Regions from separate parts of the Homo sapiens genome. Here regions 2 and 3 are each linked to region 1. Evidence: read pairs that join two places in POLR2A ChIA-PET (ENCODE). Cell type or tissue: MCF 10A. All regions are shown on one strand. Each heading gives the region's core, and the rest is flanking DNA. Links, peaks and the distances in the headings are about the cores only. Region 1 overlaps SGMS1 (sphingomyelin synthase 1). Region 2 overlaps SGMS1 (sphingomyelin synthase 1). Region 3 overlaps SGMS1 (sphingomyelin synthase 1).

The links. Peaks named below come from ENCODE experiments on the same cell type or tissue, not always from the same donor. Only the 100,000 strongest peaks of a DNase experiment are listed, where the experiment ranks them.
Region 2: POLR2A ChIA-PET joins it to region 1 with 7 read pairs; 3 of 35 experiments call an interaction of 5 or more read pairs at or near these places.
Region 3: POLR2A ChIA-PET joins it to region 1 with 6 read pairs; 1 of 35 experiments calls an interaction of 5 or more read pairs at or near these places.

The regions. Positions count from the first base shown.
Region 1 is chr10:50,392,368-50,399,333 of GRCh38, reverse strand. The region is part of intron 6 of SGMS1 (sphingomyelin synthase 1); the gene reads left to right. Among named protein-coding and RNA genes, the nearest start is that of ASAH2, 140 kb to the right of the region's middle. In MCF 10A, for the core only: no CTCF peak of the experiment used is centred there; DNase peaks (open chromatin) are centred at 3,873, 4,303, 5,343 and 5,943.
Region 2 is chr10:50,501,396-50,508,361 of GRCh38, reverse strand. All of the region lies in intron 3 of SGMS1 (sphingomyelin synthase 1), which reads left to right. Among named protein-coding and RNA genes, the nearest start is that of SGMS1, 120 kb to the left of the region's middle. In MCF 10A, for the core only: no CTCF peak of the experiment used is centred there; a DNase peak (open chromatin) is centred at 4,151.
Region 3 is chr10:50,601,961-50,608,926 of GRCh38, reverse strand. All of the region lies in intron 1 of SGMS1 (sphingomyelin synthase 1), which reads left to right. Among named protein-coding and RNA genes, the nearest start is that of SGMS1, 19 kb to the left of the region's middle. In MCF 10A, for the core only: no CTCF peak of the experiment used is centred there; a DNase peak (open chromatin) is centred at 3,376.

The DNA.
Region 1 (6,966 bases), core at 960-5,959:
TTTATTGTATGAAAGTACTATAATCTCCTGTTTTGAAATTCAGATTATTAGAAGGTACAGGGATGAATATTCTCAAAACTTGGAATTTGAGCACATCCTTCCTTAGTTACCTCCCAGTCCCAATTAAAATGCTAAGTCCAAATGATCACCTTGTCATTTAAAAAACCAACTTACTGCGGTATATTTTCTATATAATTCAGTGATTTTCAGTAAATTTACTGAGTTCTACAACCAGCACCATAAACCAGTTTTAGAACATTTCCATCGGTTCTTAAAAGATAAGATTCCTCTCTTATCTTTTTACATTTAATCTCTACTTCCACACCGAGCCCTAGGCAACTACTAATCTACTTTCTGTCTCTAAAGTGTTTCCGGTCCTGGACATTTCATATAACCTGTCACTTTTAAGAATTTGATATCCATAAGTAGTATTTCTTTTCTTACTCTTTTGAATAATTTGGCCTATATACAACTCCTAGCTAGAACTGTCTATTATATTAGGGTACTGTCTTGAATAATAATAATAATATATATATTTTTTCCATTCCATAGAGACAAACTGCTTCTCTGTTTATAAGGCTTCTTTGGTAATACTTGCCATATTACAAGAGAACTGTTAAGCTTGTTTGGTTAATTTCTTCATGTGGTGGCTTGATAGTAATTGTTATTCTTGGCTTGGTTTGATTGAGAACTGAATATGCATTGATTTCTCAGAAGACTTGCTACCAAAATATAGCAAAAACTTACCAGAACCTCCCCCCATGAGAAGTAACACTGAAAAGTTCTCACTTATGACATCACATCCCAACTTACAACACCGGTATTGTTAGCTTCAAATTGCTTACAAACGTTCTGCAATTCTTTTGGATTAAGTAACTCTGTACTATTAAAATAATTTTTAAAATATTATTTTATTGCCTTTATAAACCAGTTTGGATTAAAAGCTAATATTTTTTAAAGGTTAGGATAATTTCATTTCATTATTTAATATTTCAAAATCTGATGATATGATCATATTTTGAAGTCATCTGATAGTTCCTGAAAGTATTTTAGATGTCTACTCCCTGCATTTATACATCTGTTTAGAGCCTGATTGTTTTTATATGGTGTGCTTATTTATTTTTTGTCATTGCACGTGAATAATTACTGTTTTCTGAAGACCTCTACTTTTTAAGAAGCTCCGAGAGAGTGGAAAAATAACCACCAAACTTGTCTGCCTCACTTTATTACTGAGAGAAAAAATTTGCAGAATGATATTAACTATATACTAAAATCTTAGCACACCAGAGTACAAAGTCAGGGACGGAAAACTTTCTGTGTGTAGCCTTTTGAAATGTATCTATAAGTAGAAGGCATTCCCAAGTCACATGCTGAAGAGCGGCGAAATGGCTTAGAGGCAGAGTTCTTAGGTGCCACTCTACCTATTTCAGGCAGATTCTGTCACCATCAGCCCTTCGTAGGTCACATAACTTACTTGATTTTAGTGACTTATTTAAAATCAGTAATTAACACCTCAAGAGGAAAAAGCTTTTCTTTAGAAGAAATAACAGATTTATCTTCAATACCTCTGAAACCTAAATGGTTGCTTAAGTAACAGCTGTTGCATTTTATCATCATTGGCAAACGGGAAAGGCAGCTTCCTCAACTTGTGTTTGTCTTCTAAAGGAAAAACCAAAGCAATATATAGCAACTGATGCTTATCCAGAAGAGATAACTCAGATGCACAGAGGCAAAGAGATGTGGACATCTAAATAAACCCAGACACTTTGTTCTTCAGAACTTTTAAACATAGGCATTTTCTCTCTCGGCGAGAGAGTGAGCTGTGATCAGTTGTGTGTGTAGCCAGGATGTTGCTAAAGCAAACTGACTTTATCTGCCTTGCACGCCTTCTCCTCTGCTTTGGTGTCATGCCTGTCTCCTTTCTAAGACCAGCTAACCATACTTGGTTTCTTCTGTCCTCTTTAACATCTTCATCTTGCTTTATTGTGCATGTGTATGATTTGAGGTTCTAGATCCTTGAACTGGGGAGTGACAACTTAGACACCCACAGAGACCACGTATCTATCCTACCTGGTCCTGCAGAGTGCCCTACACTGAGTGAGTCCTCTGTCTAAGAGTGCTGCTAACCATCTCCTCAAGGGCAGTTATCTGCCATTTGCAAAGAATGTACAAGTTCTCTAAATCTAGCAACTACATCAGAGATCTTAGATGATGATTCATTTGAAGAGAATGGGTTGGGAGTACTCATGCAAAGAGAAGAAGCATTTTTTTTTTGCTTTTGATCTTACTGCACATTAATTTTGAGTAAATTTGATAGTACAAATCAACCAACGGATATTCACATTTTGAGTGTCCCGTACTTGAGCTCCTGAGAGTGTGCAGAAGGGTGGAGTGCTTATCTTCAAGTAACACCGCCGGTTCACCACACAGCTTTCTTTTTAACAGAACACTGGAGGCTGCCGCTGTTGGGATGCATTGAGGGGAGGGGACCTAGCTACTTTTAAAAGAATCTTTGGGTATAGAAATTGGGGGAAGGAAGATGTGAAAAATAATGCCACTTGTGGGTGGGGTGGGGATGGATGTGAGAAGACAGACTGCTAAAAGCAGCCATGATTGGTGAGCACCTGCTGTGTGCCTAGACTCTACTAGGTACTCTGCAGCTCATTATCTCATTTAATCCTGTGAGTCAGGTGATGGTATCCATATTTTTATAGACAGGGAAACTGGCTTGGAAAGGTCAACACTTCCTCAAACAAACAAACAAAAACAGATGGAGTTAGTCTAATTCTTTCTATTTGTAACTAATTCGTCTTAAGATTAACATGTTCCTTCCTCTCTCTAGTTCCAAAATATCCCCCCTTCCACGGTCCTGAATTTTTTCACTTCTCTTTTGTATACTCTTGAACTGGAGGCATTTACAGTTGTGGAACATAGACCTTCTGAAATGCAAAACATCCTAGGGAAGAGAAATGTACCTTACTGTGTGGGTTGACTTTTGCCTTGCTTTGCTCAACTCCTAGCTGAGAATACCTGGACTTAAGATAATGGGGGCTGCACGTGGGAAGTAAAGAGAGGAGAAGAGGTAGTCTTTAAGCTTGGACCTCTAGAGGGGTGGGACTGGGAGCCCCACCCTGAGGGCTCAGAGAAGCAAAGACTCCTGAGGAGACAGCCACTAAAAGGAGGGCAAGATTTCACCAAAGGCTAACTTTTCCCCTTCTGGTTTTGTTAACGTTTTTCATCATGGAAAGGGAGGAAATGCACTGGAGGGTCCAGACCTTGGTTTAGTTCCTCTTTCAGTAGAATTGGGATCCTCAGATGAATGATGAATCGGTTAAGGGTGGAAATAACTTTTTCAGCAGTATACATACCCACCATAAACATTTTATTAACTTTAGAAACAGAAATGTTTAGGATTTCTCAATGTTTTATGTAGTGTCAAGGAATTTTCTTTTGAATATGGGTCCTCTGATTTGTGCCATTTCTTGTCTTTCCTGCACAAGCCCCACCCATAATCCTTCATCGATGTCCAGTCTTTATTTCTTTAAAGTGATGCCGGAACATCAAAACTTCAAAGCAGCCCAATACTGAATCCTTCCACATTTTAAGTTACATTTTCCTCGTAAGAATATTAAAGTTGTCTCAACCACCTCTAATTTTGCAGCAATCTTTTGGTAAGACTGTTTACCTTTATCAAGTCTTTCTAAAGCATTCAATTTAGTTTTGTGGAAATAACAGCTCACTTTCTTTCCAGACTCCAGTTTCATTGATTACTCAATATTTATTTAAATTATGTAATAATGGAAACAAGCAGGTTTGGAGACAAATACAGTGAGTCTTGGTAAGCATTGCATATTGACTAATGGGAGCAGAGTTGCCAAGCTTAGGTTGGCTAATACTAATGACAGCGGGCAGTTGCTTAATCATCCACATGCATCAGTATGTCTGAGTGAGGGGTAACTAATCCAGTGTGAGAGTCAAGTAGAATTGTTTAAGAGCACTTTAACTGTAGTCAAATGCTACACCTGCTCCTTAATAGCTTGAAGGAGCTATTTATTACAGGGATCCCAACAACTCGTGTGATTTGATTTTTACTATGAGTTGCACCTAGAATTGTAAACATTCAATATACTAATCATAACAGCGACCATGAAGGTGTTTTTTTTCTTGGGGAGGTGTCTAATCACACACACACAAAATCAGTATGATCAGAGAGGGCAGGAAATTGATTTATCACCCTCAGGGGCTTGATGTTGCTCTTGTTAAAGGGACAAGCTTGTTAGATGTGAGCTCACGCAAAGTATTGCCAGAGATCTCCTGCCAAGCTCTTCCTGTTATGTAAAAGCAAAAAGGAGTGGGCAGATTATGAAATTATTCTGTATATGATGATTAGTTCGTGATGGTATAGTGATTTGTTAATCTGGTTCATTACTTTAAAAAGCTTAATCATAGTCATCAACTTCCATATTTTTACTTTTTAGATAGGCAGAAAGAATTCAGACCAGTTATTAGTTGCTAAACAATTTGTTGTTGAATGAAAAGCAAAATCCTGGAAAAAAACAACTTAGAGTATTAGGGTCTAACAGCCTGAAAGTCATTGTAAACTTGACTTGTTTTTCTGCCCCTGAAATTAAGTTAGATGAATTAAAACAAAAGGCAAAGGCAGTTATTTAAAAAACTTGTTTTTGCTATTGCATATTTATTTCATATAACCTCAGATTTATTTTGATTTCCATTTCTTGGTGCCTGGCACCAGAATTTGTGCAGATCTATTTCAAAACCACACATTGTAAAATCAACACTATTGACAGTTATGGGTAATTGAATGGCAAATGGGGTTTCCAACTGGGTGCTCCAACTGGGACTCTTAAACAAGGCTTGACAAATTCTGCTTTGTCAGGTGTCATAAAATATGGTTCAGAACGCATCTGTAGTGTCAAGGGAAAATCACTTATGCCATTCCCTGTATTACCACTTCTGACTCTTGTCCGTCCTGAAGTAGGAATTCACATGGCTTATGATGGAGTCTTTGTTTTAGGAAACACGACACAAACGCTAAGACTCTTCAGATATCATCACTGAATCTTTAAGTTCAATCCAGTTGCTAGATTTGGCCTGTAACATTTGGCTCAGGGATTCCTGGTGGCCAAAGGAAAACATCACAAGAGTCACATTATCTGTAAGATAGGAACAGACTAGTTGTTTTAAAGAAAACTTCTCTTAAAACTCAAAGCAGAAAGATGTCAGAATGGGATTTAAGTAATTTCTGCCTTCAGCCTAGGGAATTGGCTTGTATGGCAGTTTTTTCCACTCCTTTTGTGGTATCTATATAGAGATAGGATATATGACTCACTTGGCAAAGGTCAGGAGTCTGAACATTTGGGTAATGAGTACCTTGTCCTAGGAAGATAAACTGAGCACAGTGTCCCTAGGACTTGCACGATCGAAGAATCCCCTTGGTTGGGGCTTGGACCTTTGCCAGCTCATCTGCAAAATCTTTTAAGTTGTCCTGATCAGCCAAAGCTGCTATCACCTGAATCTTGGTTGTTTTTACTATTAATAATATAGAAATATTTTGCCAAGAAAATCTTTTGTCTTTTTGTGGGACAGGTTTCAGAAATGGTCCACAGTCTCTGTAGATACCTCTAGTAATTGGTCTCAGAACTCATTGCCTTTAATCAGCCCTGGGGATCAGTGGGTGACAGATCAGTGCCTTTATGAAATGGAGTTACTAGGAATGGTGTGTCATTGCCTGACGTGCCTCCTTATCTGCCATAATGGAGTTCCTTATATATTTCCTGCTTGTCTTGTATGCCTTTGGATCTAGTAAGGAAATAAGGAGAGGTTGAGAAAATACAGAGTAAAGCTTTAGCAGGTATCTTCCCGTTAAGTGACAGGCAGTGATTTGTGCTTCTTTGGTTTTTATCATCGGTCTAATGTGAGTCATTCTTGTGCGTCAGGGTTGGATCTTTTTGCCTTTCCTTTCTCTTCTCCTGTTGACTTGACCTGGTTTCTTTAGTCTGAGAAATTGGACGTATTTTTCTTTCTTTGAGGAAAGGGCTAGTGGATAAAGCCCTCCCATAGAGAGTGTAACGTGGGTAATATTTGGGTGCCCTTTCAGGGTTAGGTCCCACTTTGTTCAAGGAATGCTGTATGCATGGGTAGATTATTAATAAGATGGTGGCCCCAGTAAATGTTGGTGTATGTGTGAGACTTGGTGGGAAGAGCTGCTTGCTGTAAATAGTGGCTCCTCTGCTCAGCAGTTTTGTGAAGTCAGTTGACTTATTCTTTAATTTCATCCCACCACCCAACATAAATTTTTTGGTTCATTAAAAAAAAAAAACTTTCTGGATGCTTTATGTTTGTATTATTTTTTAACCAAATTGGGTTCATACCAGATTAAATTTCAAGTTAAAGATAATTTATTATGGCAGTTTAAAAAAACACAGAATGTAAAGTGAATAGTAGAATGAACTCCATATCCGTATCTCCCAGCATTAACAATCAACTTTCTGGATTCTTGTTCTCTCTCTCCCTTTCCCCTACTTAGTTCTGGGGAAAGAGGGGCAGTATTTTAAGACAAATCCCAGACATCATACCATTTCACTCCCATACTTTGTTGTCATGTTCGTTTTTCAATTATTTACCTTTTGTCTGTTGACTTTTCTTTCTCTTGTTTCTGAAATAACACTTGGACTGTGCCCTGGTGATGTTATGAAGGTACACTTTCTGGTAGTGTTGTCCTTTGCATGGCGCTTGCTGGGCTGGTCTTCATGGATCCTGAGGAAGACAGCTCTGCTGGTATGCAGTTCACGTCTCAGTAGAACCTAGTCACCAGTAGAACCCAGAGGTATCACTGCTACCTCGCGACCTTGTACAGTTAGGTGAAAGACTGTGCACTTGTATACTATGTTTAGAAGAAATGGACTCAAATCTAAGTCATGATGATGTTTATTATTTTTTAAACCC
Region 2 (6,966 bases), core at 1,202-6,201, 110 kb before region 1:
GACTGTGCTGGTTTTCCACTACAGCCCATGTGGCCTACTATGAGGACATGGAGACCCCATAAACTTATGGCCCCTGAGTCTCAGCCCTCAAGTGTGGTTAGCATGCCAAAATGGTAAATCTTTGAATACTCTTGGATTGTTTAGCTCTTTAAATGTTTGAGGTGCTCTTATATACATTATCATTTGATTTTTACTTTAAAAACAACTCACAGAATAAACGACTGTAGTTTTAAATAGAGCATTGTTGTCACACAGCACCTTTGGGGAGCCCATACATTGCTTGAGGTGGTCAAAGACTGGCTGAGTTGCTGGGGCCAGTAGTAGGGAGTGGGTACATCTTTAGCAGATCCCATGAATTGTCCCTCATGGGATCTGTTGTGGGGGATTAAATGGTTCTCTTCCTGTCTCCAACTAAGCTGAGGCTTACTGTAACCAGAGGAGCCACTGGCTTGGAACCCCTGGTTGGAACATAAGTTCTCTTGGGCATTGCCATTCCAGGGTATTAGGGTATTGGGGCCTGAGGCCCCTGAGGATAGCATGAAGCCATCTGGGGACTTCTCCATGAGAACTTCTTGTCACTAAGTGCGTGTAATTGCTGATTTAGTCTAGCCTGGCAGGCCCAGTGGTTCTGGTAAGTGGTGTTATTATACCAGGCTATTGGCTGGTAGTTGGCTAATTTGAGGAAAAAAAGAGGTGGTTGGATTCTATGGTAAATTCAGTTGGATGCAAGTGATAGGATTTGCCACAGGGATCATAAAAATCAGGGTGCTGTTCAGGGTGCACAGGTGAATTCCATGGCTCAGGCCTGATTTCACTCCACTGTAGGTACAGAGTGTGATCATGTGTGCAAAATTGTGCTTTCTGCCCCTCCAGAGTGTTTGATAAAGGAATGTCCAAGCCGCCTGTATTTTAGCCTGTTTCGCTCAGCTTGGGCTGGCCTGAGCCCAGGACCTTGGTGTTCCTGGGCTTCTGTCGCTCAGAAGAGCTGCATGGGAGCTCAGAGACAAAGGGGCTTGTTGTGTGAACTCAGATCAGTGGCAGCTGCAAGAAAGAAGAGATAAAGTCCTTCTGTTTTGCTTTTGCTCAACTCTAAATGGTACTTTAGGCTTTTTATAACATTGCAGTGTTCCTTAGGAAAGCTTGACTTGACACACTTATTCTCAGGGTTTTAGGGACCCTCTGTGAGGAATGGTTTGATCTGTCAGAAGGATGGCCTGACAGGGATAGAGCTTTTGGCCAGACCTAGCTACCAATGGGCTGTGTGATCTTGTGCCAGTTGCTTCCCCTCTCTGGGCCTATAAGCCTGGGGGAGTTTGGACTAGAGCAGCTGTGTGTTTCCCATTCGGTACCAGCATTCTGGGTGCATTTGGTACTAGAACAATGGGTTGTAATGGACATGCTTTGCAGGGGTTTTGGGGCCCGACAGTATTGCTTCCTATTCCTGGGTTGAAGCACTTATTCATTTGGATCATGGTGTGGCTGCAAAGACTGGGTTCAGTTAAGTGAGGTCATGTGCGTGAAGCACCTAGCAGGGTACCTGGCACCTGGGAAGGGTGCAGCTAATGGTGGCCACTATTAACATTTAAATTAGGAGGTATGTGCTTGCTGCACTGCCTTTTTACTTCCTGTCACAGAGTAAGTGGCTCCCATTATCTTTAATTTAAAAAAATTCTGATAATTGTGGACAAGCAGCACATCCCTTTAATTTGCTCCTGGAGGAGTGACCTGTGTGATCTTAGGAGTGAGTGGGCAGCTCTGCTTTGCTGCCTTCCCTTTTAGTGTAGGATTCTGTAATATGAAATGAAACTGAGCAGACACGTGGTCTGAATGGCTCACTTAGGGACTTCATTATCTATGTATGGATTTTTCATAGCTCCTAACTTTTTTTTTTATTAGGAAGGAAATCTGTGTGGCATAGATGATGCCATGGAAAAATGCAACTGTAAATTTTCTTTGAGCAAGAACACGGAAGCATGAGAAGGAAGGCTTAATTCCTTCTCCAATATTTATTGAACTCGGCTATTTTTCAGGCACTAGAGATGCAAAAATGAGTACAATCAATATGGTCTTTGCCTTCATGGAGATTAGTTTATTGAGGCAGAGCAGACATTAAATTACAGAAATAATGATTTAATTATAGTTGTGACTAGTGCTGGGAGAAGTACAGAGTGTAGTAAGTTTAATAAGTGTGTAATGTAGGATCTACATGTAATGGGGAGATCAGAAAATTCACTCTGGGGGAATGACTTCTAGTGAGAAGTCTGAAGGGTAAGAGGAGAGTATTCCAGGACAAGGGAGATGGGGAAGGCAATTCTCCAGGAAGAAGGATGGGAAGATAGAGTAATCAGGAGGGAGAGGAAGGATCACAGCTCAGTTTCAGGCCTGAGCAACTGGGAGAAGGCTGGTGCCATGTCTGCAGGTAGAAAATGTTGGTGGATTGTGGTTTGGGTGGGAGTGGGGTCAGCCGGGCACCCTCCTTTCTCTTTAGAGGATGCTCTCCCCCCGCAGATATGGTGTGCTTTGCTCCCCATTCCTCGGGCCTCTGCTCAGATGGCCCTGTTAGGGAGACTTTCCCTGACCACTTCAGGTACATCACCCCCTCCCATCCCTGCACCCTTGGGCTCAGCAGCACCTTTCACTGCCTGATGAGCTGTTGGCTGCATATGAACTCCTTGAGGGCAGAGGTCTTTGTTTTATTCCCTGCTGTATCTATAGCACCTAGAACAGTGCCTGGCATATTAGAAGCCCTCAATAAGTACTTGTTGAAAGAATCATGAGTTTGCCTTTGGTTATAGTTTTTGTGTCCTTTTCAAACTTGAGTGACTTTTTAAATTAACCTGAGGCTGGAGAGGAGAAGGGTGTAGAAGTACTGTTCACTTGACATATCAGGTCTTTTTTAAGGCAGGAAGAATGGAAAAGATGGATTTTCTTCTTTTAAAAAATTTCAGTGTTAGGCATGATAGAACAGAGCAGCTAGAAAAATGTTTGAATATGACTTTTGTTCGTTATAAATTGGTATAAAAATCTACCCCTCTATCTGGTATTGACTAGATTTTGGGGCTAAATTATAACCTATTGTAATTCCTCTGATTGTTTCTATGGGAGGAGCTGTTGACTTTTTAATTTAATTTTCTAAATTTATTTTTGAGACAGGGTCTCACTCTGTTGCCCAGGGTGGAGTGCAGTGGCACAATCATAGCACACTTCAGCCTCTACCTCCCAGGCTCAAGCCATCCTCCCACCTCACCCTCCCAAGTAGCTGGGACTACAGGCACACACCAACACACCCAGCTAATTTTTGTATTTTTTTCTTTTTATAGAGATGGGGTTTTGCCGTGTTACCTGCACTGGTCTCGAATTCCTGGCCTCCTGCCTTGGCCTCCCAAAGTACTGGGGTTACAGGCGTGAGCTACTGCACTTGGCCAAGCTGTTGACTTTTTTATTGTATCTTTTTACTACTGGGGAGAGGTATGGAGGCTAGGATCAAAACTTCATCAAAAGGGAAATTTGAGAGCAGCAGTCGATAAAAACAATTTGTTAAGAGATATTTTTGGATCTTTGGGTCTCTGTATAGCCAGAAAGGAATAATAACTCAGAAATGTTTTTCTAAACCTTTTTGACTTTTAGAAATAAGTCAACCGCCATTACTTTAAAAAAAAAATGAACAGGATTGATGTTTGTATAGGAGGCTGTGTATATAGTGGTTACAAGTATAGCTGTTAGAGTTAGATCTCTGTTTAAATCCCTGCCTCTCCCTCCCTATTACCCCATCTTCCCATCCTTCTTCCTGGAGAATTGCCTTTTGTCACTTACTACCTGTATGAGCTTGCACAATTACTTAACTTCTTTCTTTAAAATGGATATTATCAAAATTATGTTATTTGGGGGATTAAGATAAAATAAAATTCATTTATTGTTACCATTTATAAGCTAACATAACTGATGACAGTGCTAAATGGGATTTAAAGGTAGGAACTATCTTGAGAAAGCTAAGTGTTACAAAGTATAATTAGTCCAATCCAGTGTTTCCCAAACTTACCTAAGCTTAAGAATTTCCTCAGGGCACTTATTAAAAATATAGATTCTCAGGCACCACCCGGACTTACTGAATCAGCTCTCCAGGGGAGGGGCCTGGGAGCCTAGTGAGGTAGGTAGGGTGATGACACACCCTGCATTTTCTGAGCCTGTCCTGGTTTCAGGTACCCTGCATGATGAATTCCAGATGTCTGTTTATACTTGTCAGACTGTGTCTCAATTTTCAGACAGGAGCTATGGGCACTGTTTATGTAGGCCATCTCATTCAGAATCCTCTCTCATATCGATGCAGGTAGAACATGCTTATAAAACACGAGAGGATGTGTAGCCACAAAGTTGCATAGTGTCAGTCAGCGTAAATCACTCAGCTAGCCTGGCCTTCATTTTTTCTCTGTACAAAACTTCTACGATCTTGATAATCTGCTCTGTTAAGTGCAGACAGTGACGTGGTCAACATATGTTGACAGCCCTCTGTCTTGCCCAGTCTCTCAGGCCCTAGTGATATCAGGCTGTCAGAGTGACAGTGCCTGTGGACTGTGTCTGCACGGGGCAGTGAACCCTAGCCTTTGTCGTCTAAGGCCAAACCCACAGAACTGCTCTTCTCTCCTCCACGAGCTGGGAACTTTCACTCATATCCGTGTGAAGAGACCACCAAACAGGCTGTGTGTGAGCAACAAGGCTGTTTATTTCACCTGGGTGCAGGCGGGCTGAGTCCGAAAAGAGAGTCAGCGAAGGGAGATAGGGGTGGGGCCGTTTTATAAGATGTGGGTAGGTAAAGGAAAATTACAGTCAAAGGGGGTTGTTCTCTGGCAGGCAGGAGTGGGGGTCACAAGGTGCTCAGTAGGGGAGCTTTAGAGCCTGGATGAGCCAGGAGAAGGAATTTCACAAGATAATGTCATCAGTTAAGGCAGGAACCGGCTATCTGGATGTGTACATGCGGGTCACAGGGGATATGATGGCTTAGCTTGGGCTCAGAGGCCTGACAGGAACTAGGGAGCAAGGTCTCACTCCGCTACACTTAGGACAATTAGCGTGTTCCTAATCAGCTCTTCTAGAAAAACAGCATTTTGCTGTTTTCACATAAGCCTGCAAGTTCATTTTCCCTCTCTGGCCCAGGTAGTAAGTAATCATTTCCCCATCAGTGACAAGGGAAGATGAACATCTAAAATTTTACTCCCAGGGCTGAGCTTTCTGTAGACATTACAAATAGAGTTCACATGTCTTTAAGGAATAAAGGATTCTCACATTCAGTTAAGGTGGTTCTTCCCATGCTAGGTAGGGTTGGAGAAAATGATTCTTTGGAGATTTAAGGAATTTTCTCTGGCAGCCATTTTTTGTATCGGTCATGGTTTCATATGATATTTTATTTCACTACATTTTGGGTTGTGCTTAACTGTATCTTTCTTTCTGTTTGCATCATGGGAGAGATTGGATCTGTGCTGAGAATTTTTTTTGGGTGATACGTTCATTTTCTGACCAGTAACAAATCAGTCCACTTTTGGGGACTATTTTTAAAATGGAAAAGTTGATGTACATTTATAAAGTTGCAAATTTTTACTTCCTTTAGAAAAAGGCTGTGAGGTCTTGAGGGCATCCACATAAATACATTTGATGTTAGAGACCTGGGGACTGAAAAGGAAAGTATTTCTTCTTCTTCTTTTTTCCCTAATATTTTCCTGTGACAAAATTTTGTATCTGCACAATTTTAAAGAGTAGAATACTAAAATTTTGGTGAATTTAAGAACAAACTCATTAGGAAAATGTGAAATGTGGGCAGATATTTGCTGCTCTGTGGGTATGCCTAAAAGACTAAACTTTCCAGATAGAGAGAAGGGTAGGGTCAGCATGCTGGTAAGTTTGTTTTCTTCCCTTCCATGGGCAGGTAGAAGGAACTGGGCTCTCAGTGGGATGGCACCTCTCCTCTCCCTTACTTCCCTCGGAAGCTCAGTTAGGGAGGAGCCTGGACCAGTAGTGTTCTTTACTGACTTCTCCTGCTGTGCTGGTTTTTTTTTTTTTTTTTCTTTCCTCATTTGTAAATCATCTTTGTGTGGGGAGAGGCTGGAGGTGGAAATTCAAGAGTCATCTTTTTGCAGGCAGTAGAGATGATTACCTAGGTAAGCAGTTTTGATCAGTTATAGCTACAGATAGCTATCTTGTCAGGTGAGAGGCCTCTGGGGGAGGAGGGACTTTGTGGCAGAACAGCCAGGGGCCTGGGCACTCAGTTCCTGTTGACAGCCAGCAGGCAAGGCCAACCCCACATATTTCTAAATTGCAAACACAGTACATTGTGGAAACATAGTCTCTGTCCACAAGGGAGGCCCTCTGCTCAAAGAAACAAATGAAAAAAAACCCAACTCCTCCCTTTCCCCAGCAAACATACAACAATGATGGACAGTGAAGCAAGATGTGCAGTTTGGCTGAATACCCATACTTAAAATTTTAATTGTTTTTATAATCATGTCTTATTATCTAAAAAGTAATTTAAGAATTTTTCTTAGGGTTTCAATGATACCATGAATTTTAACATCTTACCACATTGTCTAACCTCTTTGAAAGTAGGGCCCTAATCTTGAGGTTTCTGGAAACTCCTGTGGCACCAAACATAGGACAGAACGCCCTATCAGGACTCAGAGACAACTTGTTGAATTAAAGTATGACTCACTAGATTTATGTAGGTGGAATTCTTCACTACTTGCCTTGTGGGTGTTCACATTTTGTCCATATTCATGATGTTTATTTACAAGCTGTTTTAGCTCAAGAATTGCCTGCTAATTTTTTTTGGTCTGCGTGTGAATCATATAGAATTATCTCTGCAAATTAATTTCCTTAATGAACTCAGAAAAGAGGAAAAAATCAAACGTATTTCACCAAGCATTCTACCTACTTAAAAATGTAACAGAGTACTTTTGTATATAATATAAAGTTTTATAT
Region 3 (6,966 bases), core at 1,071-6,070, 210 kb before region 1:
ATCTAGAGATGACTTAAAGGATACAGGAGGATTTGTGTAGGTTATATGCAAATATCATGCCATCTTATATGATGGACTTGAGCATCCACGGAATTTGGTGTCCCTGGAGGTCCTGGAACCAATCTCCTGAGTTACTGAGGGGTGATTGTATTCATAGGAAGTCTACAAAAAGAATGTCTCCTTCACAGGCAATTTTGCCACCTGTATAGTCATATCAGGTGTGTTTCTCTGTACTTGTTATTAGGCTACATCTTTGACTTGAAATTACTGATTTTTTAAAAAGCTTTAAGTAATAAAGATATCACACTGATTAAATTTCGATGATAATACTATCTTCCTTGAAACTCTCTTTTCTCTCCCAGCACTGTGGGAGGCTGAGGTGTAAGGGTGGGGTGGCTTCAGCACAGTGTTTGAGGAGTGGGCACTGAGTAGCGTCCCCTGAAATCTTGTGGTGTACAGCCTGTGCTGACCGCCCAAGGCTGCTCTGCACTAGCCTTTTAGCCAGATGGGTTTTCTTTCAAGGACAACTTTTCTTTTTCTTATTTCTCTTCCTCCTCTTCTCTTACCCTTTTCCTTCTCTTTCCCCTCTTGCTCTTCCTCCTTTATTTAGAAAATGTATAAGTTAAAATAATAGTAATAACCCTATTACACATAGATAACTGCTGTTATCATTTTGGTGTATATCTCTCTGATCTATTTTCTATAAATATTAGATGTTCACCAAATGCACATTTTGATCAAATGCTGAAAGGTGGAATGCTGAAAGGAATAGTATTGCCAAAGCTAAATCTTGCTGTCCTAGAATGGACTTCTGGGATACAAGTACAAGTTTGACATTTTATAAACATTATTACAGTTTTGTTATTAAAATAGAATTTGGCATTGTGGTACAGGGACTTGATTTCTTAGCATATACGATCAGTGCTGTTAATGTTTGTGATACTGGGTGGATGTTGACTTTGATCTGAGTTGGAGGAGGGAGGAGCAAGGCCTTTACTTATTTGTTTAGTTTGTTTTTATATTATTATTTTTGCTGGCTCTGTCCATGTAATACAATATGAGTGGTAGTTTCTTTCCAACTTATTAATCTTTTGTCATATAACTGACTTGTCTTCTCTGTGACTCCTGGACCTGAAGATTTTCTTGGCAATGATGATGTGGTTTCATTTTAGTATTTCCTAACCCCAGCTTTGTGCACTGTTTGAAGGAGAATATATCTGGATAATCTCAGAAGCAGAAGTGAAATTGTTGTCCTTCTACACATTTTTCCCTGATATTTTTGTACTCACTTGCTGCTTCACACAACCAGTTGAGAGAAAAATGCATCCTTAAGCTTTGGCTCTAAAAGTGTGGCTGTAGAGAAATGAAATTGGCTTTCAAGATAACAGAGCTGTTTTGGAATCTCCATCTGCATCTTAGCTTTCACTGCCTGCACACTAATTTCAATATCTTCCCTGGAGAAGAATGACAGAAGAATCTTTGCAGAGGTAATATGTGACAAATGTTTGCCCTCTCAAGGTACCCTCAGTTTTCAACAATTGACTGCTTTCCCTGCAAGCAACCATTGACTGTTAGTAAGCATGCTCTTTAATATTGTTAGTAGACTTGCCATGTCAATGCTGTTATACACAAAGTACAATGCTAGGCCAGGTACAGTGGCTCATACATGTAATCCTAGCACTTTGGGAGGCCGAGGTGGGTGGATCGTTTGAGCCCAGGAGTTTGAGACCAGCCTTGACAAGATAGCAGAACCATATCTCTACCAAAAAAAAAAAAAAAAATTACCTGGGTGTGGTGGTGTGCATCTGTAGTCCCAGCTACTTGGGAGGCTGAGGTGGGAGGATCACCTAAGCCCAAGAAGTTGAGACTGCAGCGAGCTGTGATTATGGCACTGCACTTCAGCCTGGGTGATGGAGTGAGACCTTGTTTCAAAAAAAAAAAAAAAAAGTACAATGCTAGAGCTGAGCTTTGTTATATAATAACCAGACATTCCATCTTTGAACATCTTTGGTAAGTACGTGACAAAATCTTGAGTGTCATATAGTTTGCTGATGGATGCAGGAGATTCTAGGATACATCTGGAATGTTCACCGACATTTGAAAATGAGTCTTTGGATACTAACAGCAGATATTCAAATATAATGCCTTGTTCATATCACTGACGTCATGCTGTTGTGATGTTTACTTACACGGTGATGCAATCATTGATCATACATCAGTTCAAGGATGCCAGAAGTGACATTTGAAGAATGCATCCTGCTCTTTAGCTTTCCAGACTGAGACTGAAGGTCAGATTTTCGCCAAGTGTGGAAGCTGAAGACAACTTTGGTAGATTCTTAAATATGCATAGAAATATATGTTGTATTTTTATAGTTTTAAAATATTTCTACTATTCCAAATCTATACTTTAAACAAGTACAAACATCTTTTTTGATTATAGTAAAATACACATACACAAAATGTACCATTTTAACAATTTTTAAGTATACAGTTCAGTGGCATTAAGTACCTTCAAATTGTTGTGCAACCATCTCCACCATCCATCTCCAGAATGACTTCCTCATCCCAAGCTGAAACTCTATGCCCATGAAACAATCATTCCCATTGTTTCTTACCCCTAGCCCCTGGAAAACCACTGTTCTACTTTCTGTATATGCGAATTTGACTATGTACCTCATATAAGTGGAACTATTTAGTATTTGGCTTGATTTACTTAGCATAATGTTTTCAGAGTTCACGCATATTGTAGCATGTGTCAGAATTTCCTTCCTTTTTAATATTCCATGGTATGGATATACCACATTTTGTTTATCCATTCATCTGTCATTGGACACTTGGGTTACTTCTATCTTTTGCTGTTGTGGTTAGTGCTGCTGTGAACACAGGTGTACAAATATTTGTTCAAGACAAACATCTTTCAAGAGACTCTTTTTAAAAGAAAATAAGGTGTCTCTTAAAATATGTTCCTTGTCATGAATGTAGAGAGTGGAACAATAGATAATGGAGACTCAGAAGGGTGAAGGGGTTGAAGTGGGGAGGATGAGGAGAAATTGGTTAATGAGTATGATGTATATTATTTGAGGGATGGATACCCTAAAAGCCCTGACCTGACCACTATGCAATCTATGCATGTAACAAAATTGCAGATGTACCCCATACATTTGTATAAATAAAAAGGAAAATAAAAATATGTGCCTTCTTGTGATCAGTTTTATTAGAGGGTGCCTTATCACTGTGTGGTCAAGGAAATTCTGCCTTTACAGTTATAAACACACCCACCACTTTGAACAGTGTTTAGTTGAAGGTATTAGTACTGCCTGAGGTCAAGAGTGTGGTTTCACAATACTTCAGAGCAGTCTCACCAGCAAACTTGGCAGCAACCTTGAGCAAGTCCTGTCAGGGTTGTTGGAAAACAGCCGGTGTTTTCATATCTTTTGCTCTGATAGCTCTTACTTGTCAGTACCTTAGGAGGGAAAATCTGGCAGTAGTGTTTGGTTCCTTAGTTCACTCTGAGCTGGTTAAATGCTCACTGGATATGCAGATATGATTTATTTCAGTGGTATGCTTCTCTGTGAGCCTGTCTCACTGTGGCAGCTCTGGAATTTCTGTTTATGGATGACATTCTGTTTGGAAGTGGGGCTGAGGTTCTGAGCTACAGGCTGTGTTTGCACAGCAAGCTCCCTTGATTTTAATTTGTATTTTTTCCCAAATCTGGGTGGTAGGGGAGGCCCAATGGAGAATATAGAGCAGTATGCTCCCCACTGACTCCATGCAGTGGTCCGGGGTTTTGTGGTGCCTGGGCATCTTGCAGTGACATGTCTGTAGGTGCTTTTTTGTGGAGATGTAGGAAATTGAAATTAGCTTCCAGCTTTGTAGTAACAGAAGTGAAATGTTTTGTACCGTTATAGGCCTGATAAAAATCAAATGTGACTAACTGGTGGTTTTAAACAATGCCAGTCAAATCTGTTTGTTTACATTGCTCACATTTTCTAAAGGCACATGATCTATCTGAAGATGGAGGCTTATCGGTGAGTTTACTGACAGCATTGTGTATTGTGTTATATTTATATTTCTTGTATGATCTTTTTAGTCATTTTTTTGGAGTCTGTCTTGGTCTTTTTACTGATGGGTGTATGTGTAGATTTATAGGGATAAATAATCTTTCTTCTTTTTTGTGGAGTTGATCAATCGAGGACTTTTTAAGTCCTTGATTTAAATAGGTGACCTCTGGAACAAAGTAAACACACATGTTTAATACTTAGTCATATAATTTATACATTTGGCAATCAGTCAAATACTCCATTCCAAAGAATAACCTTGAAACTGTTTGAATAAATTTTTTATTTCAGCATGCAAGATGTAATCAAAGAAATGTGTCTCTGGGAAAAAAGATAATTGCGGTTCTTTTGTGCCGTTAAAATTTCAAGTGCAGTGAGCTAACCTGGCACTGTATCAGACGTCTAGGCAAATAATTGCCTGTTTGCTGTTGGAGTCTGTTATATGTTGTGCATTTTTGGTGGCTCTCTACAGTTCTGGTTCTCTTATCTTCCTAATAGTTCTTCTTTAGACACCGTCCCTGGAACCTCTGCTTGGGTTGCACATGTAAATTTCACCGACGGTTCAGCCCTGGTGGTGAGCAGCCTGTTACGTGCAGGCTCATGTGGGGGACCAGTTTGCTTTCTTTTGGGTGGGGTGTCAGGTTTATGAGGGTCCAGCTGGTGGAGGGCTCTGATTATGTGGTTTTGACTCAGCAGTTTCCTTACTGTCTGAGAGCTGTCATCAGAGCTTAGACTGTGCAGGAGGAAGTGATAGAAAAGCAAAGTGTACAGTGCCGTTTTTGCACTGAGGCCCCTATTTTAGGAATAAACTCTAGGGGTCAGAAATGTTGACGTTTAGATTAAATCTGACTTTTCTCATTTTCTGATCTATATTTTGTTTCCAGAATGGTTAATGTAACTCCTACTAGAATAAACAATGGCATGTATTTCAAGTTTAATGTTATTCTACATTTTTGAAAATTTAGTAAATAATAAAATCTTAACCTGTTTATGTATGCTCTAGCTTGTCCTGCCCCTCTGTCTACATGTGGAAGATAAATTTTGTACACTCTTCACAGTCACAAGTGTTTAAAGATACATAACATTAGAAAGTGATTTTACCAATTCTTTTTCTTTTCACAGGTTTGTTGCTGACTACAACATTAAGGTCCCTTCAGAGGTTAAGGCTGTTCAATTTAAAACAATCATGCAGTGTTTCTTTGATGACTGCAGTGTGTTGTGCAATTTAGTTTTTTACCCCTCAATTTTTTTGTTGCCTTGAGTTACCATTTGGAGGTACGGTTTTTGATACTGTATCTCAAGACTGTGATTTCTTGGATTTTGTGTGTGTGTGTTTTTTAAATTTACTGAATTTACTACTAGAGACTGCTTTCTCTGTGTAAGATCCACTCCTTTGTGGGAGCCCAGAAGTTTACGATAAGTAAGAGAAGGAGTATCAGATAGTGAGAGGTGTGCATCATGGTTAAATGAAAACAAAACCAAGGTGTTTGACTCTCGGCAGAGAGAGATTTGGAAGCTAGCTCTGTTACCCACGGTTCAGCCCTGGTGGTGCGCAGCCTGGGCTCCGGCCTCTCACCAGCAATGGAACCAATGGATGTTGAGGAAATTACTTAAGTTGTTTGAATCTTAACTTCCTCATCTGTAAAAAGCTCATCCTACAGGTTTATTAGGGGATCATGTTTGTAAGACCCCAGCACACTGTAGATGTAGAATAAAATGGTAGTGGTTATTATTAGGGCTTCCTCTTCAGAGGCAAAAGGTTTTAGAATGTGGTTATGTTTTTCTGGTATTTTATTTTATCATTTAACATTGCAGAGGATAAGGAGTTGGAAATGAAGACAGCCTAGACTGGCTGAGAACCTCATTGTGTTGCTGAATTGAATTCCATTGTCTAAACTCGTTCATTTTCACCTTTTCTCCTGATTGTTTTGTCTGCTGTGGAGCATGATGTTAAAAACAAAATAGATCACTGTAAAATTTTCTCTATCCTGGCACTTTGGAAATAAGTTAGTCTGACAAAGCAGTTCTTTCCACAGAGAGTAGAGGCTTTATGTTTATTTTCTTCTCATTACAAATTTTTTTATTGTTAAAATATTTTAAATGTTCAGGAACCTACTGAGAATAATACAATAAATGCATATATATCCAGCTTCCAGTTTTATCAAATGTTAACTTTTTGATGTGTTTGCTTTATGTATGTGTGCATATTTATTTATTTAGAAAAATAAACATCACATTTTCAGTGTAAGTTCAGGGACCTTGCTGTCTCAGTCATTGCCCTCTCATGCCTAGGAGAGTGCCTGATAAGTGTTTAGTAGGCAGGCTCCAAATAAACACTGTGCATCTTCTCCAGTAGCCTTCTTCTCCCTTCTTCCCCTGATATAACACACAAAAAGATATTGAACAGGGAGAAGTATCATGCTTGGTTCAGCCAGTGACACAAGTGTTAGTTAAATAAGGACTGAGTTAAATAAGGACTACCCTGAAAGAACTTTAAATGCTATGACATAAGGTAGGACAGGTGAATTCAGAAGTAGCTCCTGTGGGAAGCAGAACATTCTCCCTGCATTTGCAGAGCCACAGAGTGGCTGGTTATTGGAAGTAGGCATTGGAATGAACTTGAAGAAGCAGAGATGGGGCAGGGTTTTCTAGGCTGACAGGATCATTGATTGACAGCTCAGCAGTGGGAACAGTGTTTGGAGAGATTAAAACAAGGTGATTCAGAGTTACCTGAACTCTGTTATCAGAGGCGAGTATCAGGAGAAGAATAAAGTGTCCAGAGAATGGGTATTGGTTGAGCATCCCAAATCTGAAAATCCCAAATCTGCAATGCTCCAAAATCCAAAACTTTTTGAGCACTAATATGACTCCACAAGTGGAAAATTTCACACCTGACCTCATGTGATGG